Linked DNA regions of Mus musculus: region 1 is linked to region 2. A link is a loop called in an ENCODE intact Hi-C map of the cell type or tissue named here. Cell type or tissue: heart. All regions are shown on one strand. Each heading gives the region's core, and the rest is flanking DNA. Links, peaks and the distances in the headings are about the cores only.

Region 1 (5,851 bases), core at 401-5,400, 87 kb before region 2:
AACTTTCAGAGTGTGTTCACGTGGTAAATAGATCAGTATGAGTTTACACATAAATTTAGGTCATAAATTAAATAAGAAGTTTATAACAGAGAATGTCTGTATACATATCCACTAGGAACAGTTATCGGCTCCTACCTTATAGGTTCATAGGAAGATAAATACCACGACTAAGCTGTCCTTGAAGTTTTATATAGATAAAACAAGTCAATATCTTTTTTCCTTTTCCTTCGAGACAGGTTTTCGCTGTTTAGCCCTGGCTGTCCTGGAACTCACTCTGTAGACCAGACTGACCTCAAACTCAGAAATCCACCTGCCTCTGCCTCCCAAGTGCTGGAATTAAAGGCATGCCACTGCCCAGCTCCCAGTCAACATATTATCTTCTGTTTTTACACCTGTGGTCCTGTGGTATATATCTTCTTTATGACCTTCAGTTAATGGTTTTTTATAACCCCTTGGAATGTGCCCTAAGTTGTTTTGTTTGTTTTTTGTTTTGTTTCTGAGACAGGATTTCTTTGTGTAGCCCTGGCTGTCCTGGAACTCACTCTGTAGACCAGGCTGGCCTTGAACTTGGAGATCTGCATGCCTCTGCCTCCCAAGTGCTGGAATTAAAGGTGTGCGCCACCACTGCCCAGCGTGTGCCCTAAGTTTTAAAAGTCCATTGTTATCTCAGAAACAATAAGCAGTTCTGTTATAAAACATCCTCGAATATCTCTGTTTGGTGTTGGCATTCAGAAACAAAGGTGACCTTAGCATGCTAGTTGCAGAATAAATGTTCATTGGTTTTGCATACTACCTGAGTCTGGAGTCTTCCTTCAGTGAATTTTGAACCCTTACAGGGATATTAAATTATGTTCTAACCAGGGAACAGCCCAAAGCTGTGGCTAGCTTATGGCCTAGGTATTTGTAAAAAAATATTTGACTCTCAGAGTCATTATTCTAGGAGCCTGGGGCCAGGAGGAAAAACTTGGATTTTACAGACTCTGGTCATGCCCATGAAGAGGGAAATACTTCTGGGCATGCTCAGAAGGAAGAGGTATTTTCTTCCAATTCATGCTCACTCTCCACACACTGGAGTGGCTCTGGTAAGTAAAAACAATACCCCCTTTTCTCTCTTTAAGGGAGGTATACCCAGCAGCCTCAAGATCTGAAAACTTTTCAATATCATTCATGGTTTATGTCTTCTTTTCAACTAAAGACCTGTATAACTGAAAAACTGAGAAAAACCTCAGGCTTTCATTAGTCTCTTTGAGACTGTCTTTATATATATATATTTTTTTTTATTTATTTATTTACATTCAAATGTTATCCCTTTTCCTCATTTCCCTCCCTCTCAAAAACACCCTATTACATCCTCCTTCCCCCTGCTTCTATGAGGGTGTTCCTCCACCCACTCACCCACCCACTCCCACCTCCCTGCCCTCAATTCCCCTATACAGGGGCATCTATCAAGCCTTCATAGGACCAAGGGCCTCTCCTCCTATTGATGCATGACAAGGCCATCCTCTGCTACATATGCAGCTGGAGCCATGTGTACTCCTTTTACACCCACCAGCCACCTGGGATGAAAGCCAACAGCTCCAGGTCACCTACTTTATGGCTGAAGATTGGGACAAGACCCTGTTTGAAGATAGACAAGATAATCTCTGGCTATGTGGTAGTGGCTCACACCTTTAATCCTAGCACTTGAGAGACAGAGACAAATACCTGAATTTGAGGTCAGTCTGGTCTGCAGATTGAGTTCCAGGACAGCCAGGGCTACACAGAGAAACCCTGTCTTGAAAAAAGAATGAGGAGGAGGGGAGGAGGAGAAGGGAAGGAAGGAAGGAAGGAAGGAAGGAAGGAAGGAAGGAAGGAAGGAAGGAAGGAAGGAAGGAAGGAGGCAAAGGATCACCTAAGGACAATGCATCCCCCAAAAGAGCAGATTTTCCCCTTTCTGACTAGGACCCCAATACCAACCAAGAAGGCTCTGGTCAATTTCTGCCAGCTCTTGTTAGAAGGATTGAAGGCAGCTGTAAAGGGGCAGGGTTATACAAGAGTCCCAAGAATCACCTTATGTATTCCTGGAGCACTCTCATTGACTCAGATGTGCCAGAAAACCAGTGAGCAACCAATATTGATTTTGTTATATAGTGAGTCCCAGTTATTAGAAAGGAGCCTAAGAAGTTAAAAGCATTTAAGGGTATGAATAGGTCTCAATTATTGGTGATTAAGCAAACTGTTTACAATAACTGTGATTCTGTAGATGGAAAATTTTTTGACCAAGGAGTAGTAACACTGCTCAGCGAGACCCATAAAAGTGATCCCAGAGGGGTTAGCCAGAGACACTTCAAAAGGAAGAGCTAGAAGGACCAATGTACTTATTGTAAACAAAAAAGGCACTAGAAGAATAAATGCCCAAATCAGAAGAGGGAAGAAGGACATCCTTCTTCATTTGGATGAGGACTGATAAGGTCAGGGCTCCATTCCACTGAGCTGCCAGGAGCCCAGGGTAACATTAAAGGTAGGGGGCAAGTTTGTTAAAATCCTGGTAGACACAGGAACAGCCCACTCAGTTCTGACAGTGACCCTGGGATCAGTGTTGTCTCTATACACAGCCATGCAAGGGCAACTAGACAGACTTCTCTCCTTCCCTCCATGGCTCTCAGATGGTGGGCTTGGGACAAAGTATTATGACCAACTCTTTCATAGCCATTCCAGATTGCTCGGTCCCCTAATTCAGAGATACTTACTACAAAAACTATGGGTCACCACATCCTTTAGAAAGGCCAAAGCTCACCTTACTTTGAATCCTATTCAGTCCCCAACCCATATTTTTATGATCTAACCCCCTATTAGAGAAATAAGTCCTCCAACCAAGTATGTTACCCAAAAACGCCACTAAAACTTCAGAATACCTGGCAGATTCTTTTTCTGCCAGTTGGCCAACTTGTTTTCAGGCAGTTGCTTCTGCAGCCATACTAGTGAAAGAAGCTGACAATCTGCCCTTGGGCCAGGAATTATTCTTTGTTTGTTTGGCAAGGAGGCATGCTTAACCACCTCCCACTCTGTAGAGCTTCCCCTCGCCCCACCCCCTGGAATTTTGAAGACATCGGTTCCAACAGATGTGCTTGGCAAGTATATTTAGCAGGGCTGTGATTTTGCCAACTGCAGATAGTTTCTGTGATTCTGTGTGATGTTTGGAATTCTGTGGACTTTTCAGAGGGTCTATAAATACTAGGGCCTGGTAGGTAGGTTGTTGGTTGCTGTTGGTCACAGTTTGTTATGTAGTCGTGTACAAAAAAAGAGAAGAAGAAACAACAATAAGAAGAAATTAAATATCTGGATGGCGATGATCATAATTGCCCCCAAGGAACTTAATGCCCCTAGTCAACAGGAAGTAGTCTAATAGTAATGTTCCCCCTTTCTGACCCTGAATTTATTCAGGGATCTTTTCCCTTTCTTCTCTGTCCCCTTTTCTCTCTTATGTATTGTTGGAGGTTGAAAGGGCAGAAGAAAAAGGGTAGAAGAAAAAACCCACAAAGTAGCCAAAGATCATTGAAAGAGGTCAGTATTCAAGTAGGCATAGGCTGAGCACATTTGGAAAGTCCTATTTCCTATCTGGAAGTCCAGGTAGTCTTCTTAGCAGAGGTTGTTCTTCATGAAACAAGGTGGTCTTTGGATTGCATTGGGCAAAACTTGTTCCTTCTATGCCAACCAGTTAGGGGTAATTATAGAAAGTTTAGTGATGGTCAAAAATAATGTTAAGGAAAAAAAAGACACTAAGAATCTTCAAACAGGTGTCAACCTTTATTCTCCTGCTCCCAGTACTCTACTAGTGCCATTGCTGTGCCAATAGTACTTTTGGGCCTACTCCTCATTATAGGACCTTACTTATTCAACTTCTTTCTTAGTCAGTCAGTGTTTTATTGCTGCAAAGAATCACCATGACCATGGAAATTCTTGTAAAAGAAAACCTTTAATTGGGGCTTGCATAGTTTCAGAGGTTTATTCCATTACTATCAGAGACCAGGGCAGCAGGCATGTCAGGAATAGTGCTGGAGAAGTAGTTGAGAACTACATCCTGATATTCAGGAGAAAGAGAGAGAAAAAGAGAGAGAGACAGAGAGAGAGACAGAGAGAGAGACAGAGAGAGAGAGAGAGAGAGAGAGAGAGAGAGAGAGAGAGAGAGAGAGAGAGACTAGACCTGACATGGGCTTTTTGAAACCTCAGAGCCCACCTGGAGTGACACACTTTCCTCCAACAAGACCACACCTACTAATCCTTATAATCCTTTCAAATGGGGCTATTTCCTGGTGACCAAACATTTAATATATGATTTTATGAGGGGCATTCTTATTCAAAAGACTACAACAGTATTTGATGATAGGCCTCTAATAGTGGCAAATGGTTGTTAAAATCTGATATTTAGTATTTATTTTCTTGTCATACTTTTCATTTGAGAGGTGCAGAATCACACAGGAACATTCTACAAAGGAAGTGGTTTGCAGTTCTTAAAACTGTCAGAGTTATAAATCAATGAGAATTTAAGGAGCTACATTTGGCCCAACAGCAAACAGATTAAACTCCCTGGAGGAAATATACAATTCTGATATGATCCTTTTGCTATGGATATTGTATGGATAATCTTGAATAGCATCTGAATTACATGGCAACAGAGGTAATATTGTCAGCCTGGTTTGAATGGTGCCTTTATGGTTCTGATTTAGAATGTCATATTATAATAAGAAAGATATATATTCAGTTGGGGGCACATTAAGCTACTGTGCCAAAATAATTGTTTATACTTCTTGAAAGTTTTCTGTGTTTGCAATATTGCAAACATTTCAAGTTTGCACTTCAAAAGTTTAAGGCAAAACTATACATAATATCTTACCTTAATCTTATTTTTGAAGGTGTATATGCATGCATAAAAGTGATTAATTTTGAATAATATCTCCAATTTTCCAAATTCTCTACAATAAATTTTGTTGTTTTTTTTTCTCCTTGGGAAAAATTATAAAATACAGCCAGCCAGGTGTGGTGGTGCACACCTTTAGTCCCAACACTTGGGAGGCAGAGACAGGTGGATCTCTGACATTAAAAGACATTACAAATTATAATATAAAAATAAAACTTAAATAATGAATTGATTATTTTATCACTGATGCGTTTTGATAACTGTCTTTCAGGAATTTTGTATATGAGTATATACACAATATTTTAATATAATTTTTAGGATTTTGAGATTATAGCATAATCACATAATTTCCCCTCTTCCATTTTGTAAGCCGCCTGCGGCCACACTAACTGGGTTCCTGAGTGGGAGGCCGGAGCAGTATGGAAGGAAATGGCAAGAGAAATAATGGAGGCCAAGACAAGTTTCTGTTCAAGGCCCCCCAAAGTTTACTGAGAGTCCGTGCTTATAAAGAGGGTAGGCCCATCCCCTGCCAGCCCATTCTTGGTGCCTGGAGCCAGCCCATAGGTGATCTACAGGGTGTGTCTCCAGAACATCTCAAGGATCTTTCATCAGGAAGCAGAGTCTTCGATTTCTCCTGAGTAAATAGCGCCTTCAAGGTCAGAAGGCTTTACCCTAGGTAATCTCCTTCTTAGTGGCAGCAAGGTCAAAGTCTGGATCAGTCTGCTTCCAGGCTGAGGGAGGCTACACCATTTCTTCCCTCCAACCTCTTTCATGTGCTCTCTGCCTTTCTTTCAGATGTATAGCTTCTTTTTATTAATTGTTGTTATATATGTGTATGTTGTGTATATATTTGCTTATATAAGCAAATAAGTAAATATATATTATTACATATATAAATACAACCTGTTCAATCTGTATAATGTTTACTTATGAATATATTATTTATGAGTGTCT
Region 2 (5,851 bases), core at 257-5,256:
TTGATTTCTAGTCTACACCCTGTATTTGATCTGTAACAAAAACATCACCTAGAGGCCAAATGACAAATGAATAAATGAATGAACAGTAGATAAATACATAAACCATTTATTCTCTCTCTCTCTCACACACACACAAACTCATTTATTCTACTTTGACCCTTCAGAGTATAAAATGGGTTCTTTCCTCCCTACATTGTTTTGGTGGCAGGAATGCATACTAGGATTGAAATCCCGGGCATAATGTGTGCTAGGCAAGTGCTTCACCACTGAAATATGTCCCCAGTTCTACTTTTAACTTTTTTTGTATAGCTAGAACCGGATATAAGTTATCATAAAACACAACTTTAGTGAAGATGGAGGTATCGTATCACAAAAGGATAGATTTGGGGGGCTATATATAGCAAGGGCCCAAATAGCGAAACCTAACCTAATTGAGAGTCTATAGCAGAAATCAGCAAGAACAGCAAACTGGCCTGTTGTCTGCAGAGCTGTGACTCATTTTTTAAGTATGTGCTGGGGAGTGTTGGGGTTGTTGAAGACAAGTCTGATGGTAGAAACTAATCTGAAAAAAAAAAAAAACCTGTGTCTAAAACTATCAGAACCTAGAATCAGGCATGGTGTCTCAGGCCTTTGAGGAGAGGTGGGACTTGCCAAGAATTTAAGACCAGCCTAGTTCAAGGATGAGACCCTATTTAAAAAAAAAAAAAATCAAACCAAAACAAAAAAGCCTCCATTTACAATTTCTTTGCTGAAGACAAAAATTAAGCAAAGTCTAAAGACGTTCATCTACCAAATATGACAAAACTATCTTTGGATTTGAGTCACTAGCTGAATCAATAAACACATGTGTATATATCTGACAGGTCAGTATACATCAATTGAGTAAAATGATGCACTTCCCTTCCATCGGTGGAGAGAGACACTAATAAAAGATAATTTTCATTTCAGCAATGGAGGTATTTAGATCAGTTGTGGATCACTGTAGTGGCCTCCATCTGCTCTGAGGAAAGGCTGCTTCTTTAATGGTGTATTTGAGAGAGAGAGAGAGTGTGTGTGTGTGTGAGGGGGGGGAGCAGGCAGACGTGTGGATACATATATATAGGTATTTATTTAGAATGCTGTTCAGAATTTTAGTGTTTTAGGAGGGCAGCAGCAGTGGGTTTTCTCCTAGGGCCCATGACGTCACCAGCCACAGTAGTTGACAAGGTTGACAGAAGCACACCATCCCAGGCCTAAAGTCCAGCAGGTTACCCTTGAGATGAAGTGCCACACTATTGAACCCACTCTTGCTGGGCTGGCCATTGTGATTTGTAGGGGGTTTTAGTTGCTTTTCTCCCATGGCAGCTTCCGTAGACAGCACTTGCACACATGCTTTGAGAGGGGCTTTCAGGTTGGTTCCAACCTTAACCCTTGTAGAGACACTTGTAGAATTAATTATAATTTTACAGCTATGCTTAGAGGCAAATGCCTGTATTCTCAATTACCCGGGAGGTTTGCGAAGAATCACCAAATTCCAAGCCAGGATCTTGTCTCAAAACTAAAGACTGTGGATGTAGCAGTGGTAGTACAGCACATTTTCAGAATTAAAAAAAAATTATTATTATTATCTTTTTTAGGCGCTGAAAGGGAACCTAGGGCTTCCAGCATGGTTACCATTAAGTTCACCAGATAGCATCACCATAACCATCCTACAGGAACAGTCTCTCATTTCCGTTTGTGAGTCAAATCGGACTCAAACTCATGATCCTCTTGCTTTAGCCAGCCTCAGACTCAGCATGCGCACTAGGCTTTTAGACAGTCTTCATATAGCTCAGGCTGGTCTCAAACTCTTAGCCAAACCCGAATGTCTGATCCTCCTGTCTCCATCTTCCATAGTCTGGGATTACAGCCCTACACTGTGACCTTCTGTTTTTTTAACTTTGGACGTTTTTATTTTATATATATGTGTGTGTGCCCACGCACTTAAGCCACGTGTATGTAGCTGCCGGGTGCACAATCTCCAGGAGGTAGAGTTACAGGTAGCATCGGCCCTAGGACTCAAACTAGGCTCCTTTGAAAGAGCAGAAAGTTCCCTTAACCGCTAACGCATCTTCCCAGTGCCCCGCCCTCTTGTATTCTGATCCTCCTTGTGTAGTTCAGTGTTTCTCTCCGCTACCCTGGAATTCCCTTTCCTAACTCATCTCCCCAAGTGTTGCATTTACAGGCATACGCAACCACATCACCACTACTCGGGGGCCTTGTGCCAAGTCAGACAAGCGTGCTAAGCCCTCAAGCTCCCGGTGGCTTTTCGATTCTTGTCCAGGTTTTAGGGCGGTTCCCGCGGCCCAGGATACCAGCCCTGCCAGCCAGAAGGCAGCCGCCCTCACGTTCTGGCGCTAAATTTGGGCCAATAGGGTTACGTCCCACGGGAGACTTGGGCCCAATGAGGAGCGACTCACGCGACAGGCTGCGCACGTGACGCGTGCGGGGCAGCCGCCCACCTGGGCCGGAGGTAGCGCGACCGCCCCACTTCCAATCGCTCGCACAACTTCGAGTCACGTGCAGTGTTTACGGACTCAGCAGCTACGGGAAGACCATGTGACAGTGACGTGACACGTCTCTCTCCAATGGAGAAGGGACGCTCCCTTACAAACCGGGAACTGTTTCAGGTCCACGAATGACAGCGCAGAGGGGCGGGGCCAGCCTGTCACGTGAGCGGGGCGGCACTGGCTGCGGGCGAACGCGGCGCGCAGGCGCCTTAGGGACCCGGTAGCGACGGCGGCGGCGGCGGTGGCAGCGGCGGCGGGAGCTGGTCGCTGACCGAGCGGGAGTCGCCATGGCGGCAGACGGAGAGCGCTCCCCGCTGCTCTCCGAGGCCGGCGATGGCGGCGCTGGTGGCAACGGCTTAGCGGGCCCGGGCGGGAGCGCGACCGGGCCCGGTGGAGGCCTGACGCCCTCCGCACCTCCGTACGGAGCCGGTAAACATGCCCCGCCCCAGGGTAAGCCGGAGGTCTGAGGTGCACGCAGGCCTAGGGGCGGATCGGGTCAGGGGGCGGAGCCTGCTTCCGCGCCAGGTGTGGCCCCGTGGCACCTGTCACGGGGCGAGGCATCCTCGGTCCGCAATCACTGCCTAAGCCTGGCCTGAAAGCGGGTTTTGAGGAAACTGATCTGAGCGCTTTTTTTGTGAGCAGCGGATCGAGCTTACTCAGAGGGTTCCCCACGTCCGTGGAGCATCCGTGGGAAGTGTTCGAATGATGATTTTGGGTTTATCTGCTTCCTCTTCGTAGCATTTCCCCCGTTCCCTGAGGGACATCCAGCCGTGTTGCCTGGAGAGGACCCACCCCCCTACTCACCCTTGACTAGCCCGGATAGTGGGAGTGCCCCCATGATTACCTGTCGCGTCTGTCAGTCTCCGATCAACGTGGAAGGCAAGATGCATCAGCATGTAGTCAAATGTGGTGTCTGCAACGAAGCCACTGTGAGTTATAACTATCTGCAGAATGGGCCTTGTTTCCTGGATCCTCTTTCTGGTTCAACACCCTGTTCATGAAACTTTCAGTTCCTGCATCTTGCAGCAGCCATTTCTTTAGAAGCCACTCACTAAAAATAACGTTCACCAAGCTCTCACTTTTTGATCTTTCCTGGACCTGAAGTGTAGTTCTCACTGGCAGTTGTTGCAGTTGCTTTTGATTTTTGTATTTTGGGGTTCTCTGCTTTTCTGAGACGATCTCACAATGACCCGGGTTCCCATCAGACTCTGCAATCTTCCTGCCCCAGTCTCACAGGCACACTCTACTCTGCTGGCAACATTTGTATATCTCAAATGTCTGATTCTCTTTCTCAGTAATGTCCTTGCAGAGGACTGGGATAATGGGCTTCTCTGCTGAAATGCCCATTGTTCCTTTATTCATTGTTCTCTAGCCCATCAAGAATGCACCTCCAGGAAAGAAGTATGTCCGATGCCCCTGTAATTGTCTCCTTATCTGCAAAGTGACTTCTCAGCGGATTGCCTGCCCTCGGCCCTACTGGTAAGAGACCTAAGAAGAGAAGGCCATATGTAAGGAAAGTTGTAAAGCAATAGGGAAACAAACAAACAAAAAAACAAACAAAAATCTAGAGCTGGGCAAGGTGGTGCATGCCTGTGTTCAATCCCAGCACCTGAGAAGTGGAGGCAGGAAGGCCTGTGTAGTAGCACCTTGAATGTCTAGTCATCCTGCCTACACCTCCTAAGTGCTGGGATGCAGTGTGTCATCAGATCCAAATAGAACTAAGAATTTTAAAAACATACTTTTCCCCCTGTATAGCAAAAGAATCATCAACCTAGGGCCTGTGCATCCAGGACCTCTGAGTCCAGAGCCACAGCCAATGGGTGTCAGGGTCATCTGTGGACATTGCAAGAACACGTTTCTGGTGAGGAGGGATATTGGGAAACCCTGGAGGAGGCAAGTACTAGGAATAGTAGTAAATCCTGAAAAGAATTTCCTCCTCCCCCCTGCTTTCGGGTTCTCATGGAGGAGAGCCTTCTTTCTATGGCTGTTCTTCTTTTTCCATAGTGGACAGAATTCACAGACCGAACCTTGGCACGATGCCCTCACTGCAGAAAAGTGTAAGTGGTTAGGGATTGTACTGGTGACTGGGTGGTGGGTGGCATAAAATCAACAGGGCTATTCCAAATATCAGTTTCTATTGGCTCCCCACAGGTCATCTATTGGGAGACGATATCCTAGGAAGAGATGTATTTGCTGCTTCTTGCTTGGTTTACTCTTGGCAGTCACTGCCACTGGCCTTGCTGTGAGTAGCCTCAATGCAAACCTCTTACCAGCCTCATCACAGGCTAAGATTTGAGAAGGTGATACCTTAAAGAATGGTGAGAGAGCTGGTGTTGGGTTCTGTCCCTGTAATCAAAGAATACAGGCAGTTCTAAGGTAGCCCAGGCTACATAGCAAGACCCCATCTATAATACAAAATGAGGGAGTAGGTTGTTGCCAGCTGCAAATGTGGCTTAGCTGGTAAAAGTATTGGCCTAGCTTGCATGAACACGATCATCCAGCACCACACAAACTGAGCAGAACTGAGCATGGCGGTGCAAGCCTGTGGTCCCAGTACCTAGGAGGTAGAGGCAGGAGCATAGAATTTCAAGGCCATTGACTATAGGATTTGAGGCTGTGCAGGGTACCAACATGAGACCCTTGCCTTATAAAATAAAAACCTAAAATGAGTCTGGTGATAGGATGTAGGGGGAGTATACTTTTAGGTAGAGGTGAACTAAAGTTAAAATTCACTAATAAACTAAGAAGCTAAACAGTGTCCCCACTCTGGAGAAAGAAATGAGTTATCAGCAATCCTGGTTCACTCAGTAGATGTGAGAAATGCTGGCAGATGCCTGGGATGGCAGAGTACTTTACTGCTTAAGGGAAGGAAGCACTAAACCACCTGATCTTGGAAAGACCCCTGAAGGTGTTACAAGTGATTGGGGTACAGAGACAGAAGTTTGCATTGCATTACTGTTTCTAGGACTTTGAAATAGTAGATACCAAAAGTAACCTCATCTTTTTCTTCTTCCTCATCTGTCAGTTTGGTACATGGAAGCATGCACAGCAATATGGAGGGATCTACGCAGCCTGGGCATTTGTCATTTTGTTGGCTGTTCTATGTTTGGGTCGGGCCCTTTATTGGGCTTGTATGAAGGTCAGCCATCCTGTCCAGAACTTCTCCTGAGCCCCTTGATGCAGTCTGTGCCTGACCGCTGCCTGGTACCAACAGTAACACTACAAAAGGCTCTCTGGACTTCTACAAGGAAGCCAAACAGCTGCCTCCCTTTTCCCTGGGGAGAGGTAGGAAGGAAGCAGTCCCTTCCTTCCTTATGTTTGGA

The links. A loop is a pair of places that touch in the nucleus more often than their neighbours do. Peaks named below come from ENCODE experiments on the same cell type or tissue, not always from the same donor. Only the 100,000 strongest peaks of a DNase experiment are listed, where the experiment ranks them.
Region 1: it touches region 2 in a loop (2.0-fold over the local background); 2 of 42 quality-filtered maps call a loop at or near these places.

The regions. Positions count from the first base shown.
Region 1 is chr14:51,014,642-51,020,492 of GRCm38, reverse strand. No RefSeq gene overlaps it. Among named protein-coding and RNA genes, the nearest start is that of Rnase10, 9.6 kb to the right of the region's middle. In heart, for the core only: no CTCF peak of the experiment used is centred there; a DNase peak (open chromatin) is centred at 3,062.
Region 2 is chr14:50,927,740-50,933,590 of GRCm38, reverse strand. It overlaps Pip4p1 (phosphatidylinositol-4,5-bisphosphate 4-phosphatase 1), which reads left to right and starts at 2,742. Exons shown (of 7, transcript NM_001033271.5): 1 at 2,742-2,978; 2 at 3,267-3,457; 3 at 3,901-4,007; 4 at 4,284-4,389; 5 at 4,533-4,585; 6 at 4,680-4,770; 7 at 5,554-5,851. The coding sequence starts at 2,816. The coding sequence ends at 5,697. In heart, for the core only: a CTCF peak has its summit at 2,298; a DNase peak (open chromatin) is centred at 2,570; H3K4me3 peaks cover 2,803 bases; H3K27ac peaks cover 2,137 bases.